Linked DNA regions of Homo sapiens: region 2 is linked to region 1. Evidence: chromatin loops called from intact Hi-C (ENCODE). Cell type or tissue: MCF 10A. All regions are shown on one strand.

Region 1 (5,000 bases):
CTACTGAACTTGAAATCAGATGACCTAGTCACTAGTTTGACATATCACTTAATCCCTCATAGTCACTTTTGTAATTTGCGAGCTGGAAATTATGATAATTTTCTCATAGGGCTATGATGTAAACAAGGGGAAGGTTCTATATAAAGTCACTTAGCAGGAAATGTAAGCAGTAACTCAAAGAGAGGAGATAGTCTGATTTAATAAAAATGTATTACTTTGTACTTTCAAAGGGTAGGTATGGACATAAGGAAACTATTTCTGTCCCATTTGGTATTTATTGCTTTGAACAGACACTGAATTTTAATTTATAGTAATTCTAGGAAGGGAAGATAAGTTCTGTAGAAATTACATAAATAAAGTGGCCTCATTGGCCTTTCTCATTTTGGTCATTATTTAGGATCACTCACATATAGTAAAATGCTGACTAAATCCTCTTGACCCACAAAAAAAAATTCAGTAAAACTTCCTTAATTTGAATTAGTTAATTCATTGATCTTTGATAGTAAAATTGGTATAAAATGATAAAGATTGGGTGCTATATATTTAATTAATAGCTGACATATTCCATTATCCCATAATCATTTTAGTAGCATTTCATCAGAACATGCAAATGTCTGGCAAAACAAGCATCCTCCTACTATATTTCCTGCTTGATTTTTGTTTTTACTCAGTATAAATTTCTTGAGATCCTACCACATGTTAGCATTTGATTCAACAAAATTGTTACGAATTATTTCTTTATCACTTGAAATTAAATAAAACCACATGTAATTATTGTTTTGATGTCAATCTGGATATTCTAATCACTTTTAGAAATCTGGTAGAGAAATTGAAACAGAACTACAAGAGGCAAGGTTTCATGTTCTTTAGAAAAAGGTGACATATTGCTTCTTGATTATGTAGCCATTGAGATTGCAGTGTATTTAACTTGAAAATAACTTGTAAAATGTAATTGGTTTTTCATCTGAACTCCTATGAACTTAGACTTAATGTCTAAGAAAATCACACCCTGTTGAGGTCTAGACTTTCTGTGGCAACTTCAGCAGATGTGCACCAGTAGAGGTAAAAATAACACCTTGGAAGTCAGCAGCATTGATGAAAAGAAGCCAGCTGACTCTGATTGCACAAGTCTCTGAGTCTCTGAACTAAGTGATGAAAACATATGCCACATATTGAATGGAATGTTATGATATAATGAAGAGTTTCAGATATGAGGCACATTTAAACTTTAGTGAAATGAATAAAATGGATGTTCTGATGTATCCAAAGTCTCTTTATAACCAAAAATATTCTATCAGATTGAACTCAGGTCATTGTTTCTCACTGTTTCAAGGCACAGGATATAAAAATAGTTTGCTAAGTCTTAGCTCAGAACCTTATATTTCACAGTGATATATTCTGGTAGTATTTTCTCATCTTGGAATGAATTTAAAGAGTAGCAATCTAATCATGTTTCCCACTTTAACAACAAAGGAAGTATCTTTAAATTTTATCAAAGGCAGAAATAGTTCAGAGTTTAATAATCCTGTGATTTTAAACAAAGCTTCAATAGATAGACAGTAGCTGAGGGAATGCAACTTCTAATAATGGTTTTCACCATGGCCAGACATTAGGATCATCTGGTTAATGTGAGAGAGAAAAAGCAGCTCAGGCCTCTCTCATGCTAATTGTATCTATACTTTTAAAATCACTGCAGGTGATTCTCATAGATATCCAGTGTTAAGAACTCTTTCTATATTGGAATCAAAGGAGATCTCAGGAGTACATGTGTTGTGAAGACTTATTTGATCTTCAACTTTAGACTCTGACAGGGTACTATTCCTAATGTTTAAAAAAACAATGAGATGATAAGCCAGACACACCTACTAATGTCAATAAAATAGCCAAAGGCATGAATGAGTGGGGTACCGGACATGAGCCAGATATCTAAATCCGAGTGTCTCGAATTTGTCACTACTGAACTTGAGGCCAGATCATTCTTTGTTAAGGGGACTGTCCTGTATAATATAGGACATTTAACAATATCCCTGGCCTCTAACCACTAGATGTCAGATGTCGGTTGTGCAATCAAAATGTCTCAATTTTCCTGAGGGGAAAATAGCTCTTGGCTATAAACCACAACACTAAGGCAGGAGAACACCAAGTCAAAGGGAAGAAAATGAACACCTGAACATACTATCACTACAACTGCAAAGGGAAAAAACATTACAATCAAGTAGGCTCTGGAAATTACACAGTGTATAGCTTAATGCAGAGAAAATTACTAAATCATTATGTAAATTACTCAAAAATATGCAGTCATCATCATCATCATCGTTGTCAGCATTATAGCCCAAAACTACCTATGCTCAAGTTGTGATCGGAAAATTCTTTTTAAGTGATTTGTTACGCTTATAACAACTTTATTCAAAATTGCCCAAACTTGGAAGAAGCCAAAATGTCCTTCAGTAGATAAACAGATATATAAACCCCAGCACATCTAGATAAACGATGGTATATTAATCAGCACTAAAAAGAAATGAGCTATCAAGCTATGAAAAGACATGCAGAAATTTTAAATGCATATGACTGAAAAAAAAAAAACAATCTGAAAAGGTCATTCACTTACTGTGTAGTTTCAGCTCTATGACATTCTGGAAAAAGAAAAAGTATGGAGACAGTAAAAAGATCAGTGGTTGCCAAGTGTAGGGGGGGTGAGAGGGCTGAATAGGTGGAGCACAGAGGATTTGTAGAACCGTGAAACTATTCTGTATGAAAGTATAATGGTGGATACGTGTCATTATACATTTGGCAAAACCCAAAGAATGTGCAACACCCAGAGAAAATCCTCATCTAAATTGTAGACTTTGGGCAATTGTGATGTGTCAATGTAGATACATCAATTGTAAATGTGCCATTCTGGTGGTGGTGAGGTAGTGATAACGGGAGTCTATCCACTTGCTGGGGAGGGGGCTATGTAAGAAATCCCTGTACTTTCTCCTCAATTTTGCTGTGAAACCTAAAACGGTTCTAAAATATAAAATCTATTTATATAACAAAAAATGATTTGAGGAATTTATTCATGAGCATATGTGAAATGTTAATACGATCTAAGTGTTCACTGTGTGGTTTGGTTCATAAAAATCACCAGTGTCACTGTGAAATGATTAAATACTTCAATCTCAATTGGCAAGGATGATTTCATCAGAATAAAATGATCTGTGAAACAGTCTGGTTTCCTACACTGAGCTACAGAGATAAAGCTACAGAGAATCTTCAGGCAGTGAGTGTAAGGGCTGAAAATATGTTACCTTAGATATAGAGGAAGAAAATCTTAAATCCTGTCATATGAGATAAATTGTTTTTGTTTTTGTTTTCCTTTTTTTTTTTTTGAGACAAAGTCTCACTCTGTGGCCCAGGCTGGAGTGCAGTTGGCATGATCTCGGCTCACTGCAACCTCCTCCTCCCGGGTTCAAGCGACTCTCTTGCCTCAGCCTCTAGAGTAGCTGGGACTACAGGTGCACGCCGCAGCACATGGCTAATTTTTTGTGTAGTAGAGACGCGGTTTCACCATGTTGCCCAGGCTGGTCACAAACTCCTGAGCTCAGGCAATCCGCCCACCTTGGCCTCCAAAAGTTCTGGGATTACAGGAGTAAGCCACTGCACTTGGCGGAGATACCTTTTTTTAAAGAGTAAAATAAAAATAGCCCATTGAAATAACAAATACAGTATTACTATGTATTGTTACTTTGCAGAAGGTAAAAGAGTATTGAAAGTATTCAATGTCCTTTTTTAAAAATAGTTAAGAGAAAAATAACATAACCAAAACTGGATTATTATGTTCCATAAATTTATTTTTTAAATGGAACAGGTTTACATAATGTCTAAAGCCCCAAAATGATAGTCATGAAAATTGCAATAGAAAGGCAAGCACACTCTTGATAAGTTTATCATGTCATATTATCCAGAGTTATTTTATTACCAGTTAAAATTAATAGAAATCAGAGCATGAGCTCTTGTGCTTAGATGGGGAAATATATTCAACTTTCTGTCTGTTTTACTTACTGCTTATCTCTAAGGCTCAAAATAGTGCCTGGGACACAGTAGACACTCAACAAACATCTGTTGAATGAACAATAGTGTGAATGTAAGGTTTGTCTTGTGAGGAAATATATCTTACCATGTGTTTATCATTATGATTTATTGGGTTTTGATACATTAACTGATAACTAAAAATAAAAATATGACAAATAAAAGGCAACTGTTCACAATAATACAGTATTGACGTTAAATGTCATTTTTAAACTGACAAATCTCAAGATTTTACAAGATGATGATTCCTCATTTGTTGGAAAAGATGAGGACAAGTAAAAGATTTTGGGGGAGAGCAAAATTAAAAAAAAGTATATAGGCTGGGTGCGATGGTTCACACCTGTAATCCCAGCAATTTGGGAGGCCGAGGCAGGTGGATCACGAGGTCAGGAGTTCAAGACCAGCCTGACCAACATGTTGAAACCCCGTCTCTACTAAAAATACAAAAATTAGCCGGGCATGTAATCCCAGCTACTCAGGAGGCTGAGGCAGGAGAATCACTTGAATCTGGGAGGCAGAGGTTTCAGTGAGCCGAGATTGTGCCATTGTACTCCAGCCTGGGTGAGAGAGCAAGACTCCATCTCAAAAAAAAAAAGAAGTATATGGACATAAAAGTTGTCTACAACCAAGTATGGCACTAATGATAAATATATGAATTCATGTGTTGAAAATTTTAATATATTATGTGAAAAAATAGAAACACTAGACATACTCTTGGCTTGTAAATATTTTCTTAGAAATATAATGCTGAATAAAGGAAATATGTTGCTAAAAAATAACAAAAATATTGCTGGAAAAAGTGTACACTAATATAATCACAATTTTTTAAAAAACACAAAAAGAAAGTGTTGCTATTACTTAATAAAACAGGGTAACCACGGGTGAGCTAAAACTACTCAAATTCCCCTGTTAACAAGGGTCTTGCTTCT
Region 2 (5,000 bases), 230 kb after region 1:
AAAGATACAGGAAAACAAACTCTGCAACAATGCAGGACAAAGTAAAAACTTATACAATCAATTTTTGGAGACCAACTTGACAATATTTAGTAAAGTTGAAATGTCCATCCTATAGAATCTGGTAATTTCATTTTAGAATAAACACCCTAAAGAACTCCATATGTATGTACGAAAAATATATTCATAGTTATAGTTCTTGACAGCACTACCTATAATAGCAAAACAGCATAATGAAATTGAATGTCCACGTATATTTAGGAGGCTTTTTGTATAATGGAAAACCATACACACAGTCAAAAAGAAGCAAACTGAATATGTTTAGAGCAATTTTATTTTATTTTATTTTATTTTATTTTATTTTATTTTATGTTATGCTATGTTTTTATTTTATTTTATTTTATTATTTTATTTTATTATTTTATTGAGACAGAGTCTTGCTCTGTTGCCCAGGCTGGAGTGCAGTGGTGCAATCATGGCCCACCGCAGCCTCTAACTGCTGGGCTTAAGTGATCCTCCCAAGTAGCTAGGACTACAATTGCATGCAATCAAACCCAGCTAATCTTTATTTTTATATTGTAGAGATGGGGTCTTGCTGTGTTGCCCAGACTGGTCTCAAACCCCTGACCTCAAGTGATCCTTCCACTTTGGTCTCCCAAAGTGCTGGGATTACAGGCATGAGCCATCACACCCCTCTAAGAATGAACATTTTAAGAATCAAATTATTAGAGATCACGCATGCAGTATGATAACATTTATATACATTTAAACACAAAAAATGATACATAGCCCAAATGATATAGAGTATATGCAACTAGATGTAGATATATAAATATATGCAAAAAGCAGCCCTTGACATGTGTGAGCAAAGCTAACACTAACAACTAGGGTCTGGCCTGGAACTCACCTTTATGAGACTGATGACATAGGCTTAATATTCTTCTACTTAACATAAGTAATTTTACATCAACATCAGACAAAGCCACCTTGTGATCATTATAGGCCAAAATAAAAACAAGTCTGAATTCATATTAAACGAAGGCAAACCAGGAATATTATCCAAACCACAAGTATGACCAAATCTCCTCTATTTATGCTTTCTTCTCTCTACTGAATGTCATTTCCTCTTCCCAGCTAATAGGAGTGATTGTTGCTTCTCTACCGGTTACAGCTTTAGTTTTATCCTATTCTTCCCTTCTTTTAGGTAAGATTTGATAAGACATTCAATAATAGAATTACTTCTGCTTCCTAACAGTAAACATTTTGGAGCAAAGTCCCACTTCCTTGAGTCCTCCCAGACTTACCTAATGCAAGTCCAAATCTGTAATAAATCCTTTCTAACACCCTCTTACTGAGGTGCTCCACGCTTTCTTATGATGTGCATTCTCCATCATCGAAATGTACCGAACTTATTCAAATACAGATTTCCTGATGATCTTTGTTAGGAGGCATTAACCAGAATAAGTAATTAAAACAGAAACATACAGAAAAAAGTCATTCTAATTTCAGGACAGTAGTTATTCCTTGAGAAGCTGTAAGAGAGAAAAGAAGGTGGTGAGAATTTGAACTGCCTCTTAAAAACTGCATTGCTCTTTTAAGACATGTAAAGTATTGAACCAAATTTATACTTGGAATAGCAGAATCAGAGACTAGTCTGAAGCTTCAACTCATAATTTCAAAGCTCATTTAGATAATTATAGTACTAAATAAAGAATAAAATGAAAAGGCAAGGCTATGATTCATAATATTGCAAGCTGTGATGCTGCAGGATTGCCAGGAACAGAGATCAACAAGCAGTACAGCAAACTTCAATGTGGCTTTTGCCCGTTGTTATCTTGCATGTTGTATGTGTGTTGACACAGACTCAATAAAAATCAGAGGGCTTGTTTGGGAAGCAGTCTAGTACTTTAAAACTACTATCAAGCATGTAACTTTGCCACCTTTTGGTAACTAAAGCGAACTACAATTTACATTCTCAAGAACAAAATTAACCAAATGGCATCTTGCTCATATGAATCCTACCTAATTGAGAGATAATATCACAGTCATTTATTATTTACATAATTAAAATCCTTAAATAGGGACTCAAGATACCCTCTTATTTCATTCGAACTTACTTCATTAACCTTAAAAAATACATCTAGAAAAACAATCTGCTACTTATTGTTCCCTATCCCTTCCCTACTTTTTCTCACTTCTTGGTCATTATTTGTGCTTTCTTCTCTCTCAAATGTCCAATACTGTCTATCCTTCAACTTGTAATTCATGTGTCAACTATTTCATGAATTCGTAAGCAGCCCCAACTGGAGTAATGGTCACTACTGTGAAATCCTGTTGCACTCTATTTTTACTTCTTATACTTATTGTTCATTCTTTCATTCCTTTATTCAATAAATATTTTCATCCACTTTGTAAGAGAGAGTGAAGGACTAAATTTTCCACTACGGCTCTTTCATTTGCTTGATCCCTACAGCTGTCTCTTCCTCCCATCCCCTCTGGCACATGACCTTCACCCAATTGCCCCTTCTCACCCTGTTGACATAATCCAAATTCCTCAAACAATGGCAGTGAATATACAAGAATCATCTTTGAGCAACTATTCCCAAAACTAGGTGAACTTCAACTACTTCCTCTTGCTAAACTCAATAAAAGCTCCGTCTTCCAGATTTTTACCTATATTGTTCTGACTGATTTTCTTCCAGGGTTTCAATGTCAAGACTCAGATCAGGACTGTGTTTTTGGGTGCTTGGCATTTCATCATGCCAGACACTCTGTTGATGTCTCCTCTCTTTGGAGTCCCAGTGACTAGACAGTTGGGCTGGTCCTGCTCCTGACCACTGTTCTGCTCCCTTTGCTTGAAAGCACTATCTAAGCTTTTATTCTTCCATCTTAATTGTCCTTGGTGTAAGCTTTTTCATTTGCACTGTTTCGCTACTTAATGGGTCTCCCCCATGGATAAGACAGGCATTGGAGACAGTGATGGTAAACCTACGAGCCTGATGCTCAGGTTCTCTTATTTTGAATCAATGTACTTGTGGGCTGCTATCCAGCTTCTTAAACTGTGGCAGGCTTTTATTAAGAACAACTTTGAACTTTATTGATAATACTAGAAAAACTTGGAATATGAAGAAAATAATCCTTTGTGATATGCCGTAGGAAAGGAGAAGTTTCAAAATTTCAACTATTCAATGATCAGCGTTTTTTATTTTTTGAAGTAGCCTCTACAACTTAAGAAATTTCTAAAACTGATTCCCTTAAGAACTCCTTAGAAAAGGTAATAAAAGCATGGAGTACCTAAAATCCTAAGTTAAACACTTCTCCCTTTCTCCTGACCTTACTCTGATCAGCCTCCCTCCTGGCCTCCCTTAAGCTGACTGCCTTTTTCCTCTTGTTCTATTCTTCCTCCTGATCCTCCAGCACCTTCATGGGGTCCTCCTTTCTTTCCTCGGCCAGTTTTTCTTAAACTACCCCCTGAATAGATAATATTCCTTCTTAATGTCTTATAAGACAGGTGGGGATGATAACTAACCTCATTCGTTTTATATCTTCAAATCTTTGTTCAGATCAGATTTGCATAATCTAGTTACGTTTCCTAACCTTCCTAAGTAAAAACAGAAGTTCACTGAAGAATATAAGTTTATTCTAGGAATGTGTAGTCTAAGATAACCTGATATCTATCAACTCATCTCTTTGTAGGACATGAAGGTGCTAAAACTCGGTAAGAAAAAGCGATATAAATTAATTAACAAAATGATATAAAATATAATGATCAACATTTGAGAGAGCTGCACACCTCACATTCTATCTCTGAGATCATTCCTGTTGAAATGGATTGGTCAAAAATCCAATCCTTAAAAAAGACAGAGATTAAAAATAAATTAATCTCTTATTTCAGAGACCCCTTAACTCCTACTTCTGAGAATACTGTTGTCTCAGTGTGGCTGATAATTTCACAAGTGCTTTATCCACCTTCTTTGTTGATCTTAAAACTGAGATGGCAGATATAATTGGAAAACAGAAGATAAGATAGCAGACCGTCCTCATGTTAGAATTACATTTTTTTTTAGTTCTTTGAAGATACTTTTGCTCAGAAAAAAAAGGAAAAGTGATAGACCAAATTAAGTGTTCTCAGCAACTACTAAGTCCAAGTGGGAAATCATCTATATCTAATCTATAGGAAGATACTTCTGTATATAGCGAAAAAGCGAGGAAGGGGTGCTAAAGAACAATTGCTCTGCCTTAGCTCGAAAGACAGAGTCACAAAATATAAAAGACTAACTCTGTCTGATAGAGTGACTCCCCTCTGAGGAAATAGCTGCTCCATTCTGCCCACAATTGCTTTTCATGAAAAGAAAGAGATTTTTATGCATGCAAAAAGAGTGTGTTCCATGGTTAATAATGTCTTCCAGTTAATAATGAGACTACATTTTCTACCCTTCTACCTTTCATCATTCCTAATCCAGAGTAACCTGCACAAACAACAAGAATACAAGGATTTTAATGTTAGTAGTATATATTTTTAATAGTAAAACCACAGAAACCCCTCAAAAATCTGTCAAAAGGGGAGTGGCTAAATCATTTTGGCTAATTAATTTCAAACACACTCTAGTATCATTTAGGAGGAAAACTCATACACAAAATATTATACAAAGAATACATGACCCCATTTTCTTATATAAGGGTCTTCGAAGTTCAAAAAGAGATTAAGTATCACATCATGCATCTACTAAGTGGCAGGTCCAAGTTTTAAACCCATTCTCTGTTTCTAAAAGTCAAAACACTATTACTGTAACACACTGCTTCCCAAATCAGTATACAGCATTGATAAGACATGTTACAACTGGTGTCTTACCATCCCTTTTTTTACTGTGTTACTTTGTGTTTCAGGGGACCCAGAATGCGATAGAGTGAGAAACCATGAATCAGTGAACTTTAAAGCAAACTCAAATACTTAAAGGCAAAACAAAATCTTCTTTGATCTTTAGAATGAAATCATCTTGTGA

The links. Hi-C counts contacts between places; a loop is a spot of excess contacts. Peaks named below come from ENCODE experiments on the same cell type or tissue, not always from the same donor. Only the 100,000 strongest peaks of a DNase experiment are listed, where the experiment ranks them.
Region 2: a loop joins it to region 1, with 9 times the contacts of the local background. A loop is called at or near these places in 6 of 110 quality-filtered maps.

The regions. Positions count from the first base shown.
Region 1 is chr4:175,655,729-175,660,728 of GRCh38, forward strand. All of the region lies in intron 3 of GPM6A (glycoprotein M6A), which reads right to left. Among named protein-coding and RNA genes, the nearest start is that of GPM6A-DT, 130 kb to the right of the region's middle. In MCF 10A, no CTCF peak of the experiment used is centred here; a DNase peak (open chromatin) is centred at 2,073.
Region 2 is chr4:175,890,162-175,895,161 of GRCh38, forward strand. It overlaps a transcript of GPM6A not described here. Among named protein-coding and RNA genes, the nearest start is that of GPM6A, 80 kb to the left of the region's middle. In MCF 10A, a CTCF peak has its summit at 1,943; no DNase peak of the experiment used is centred here.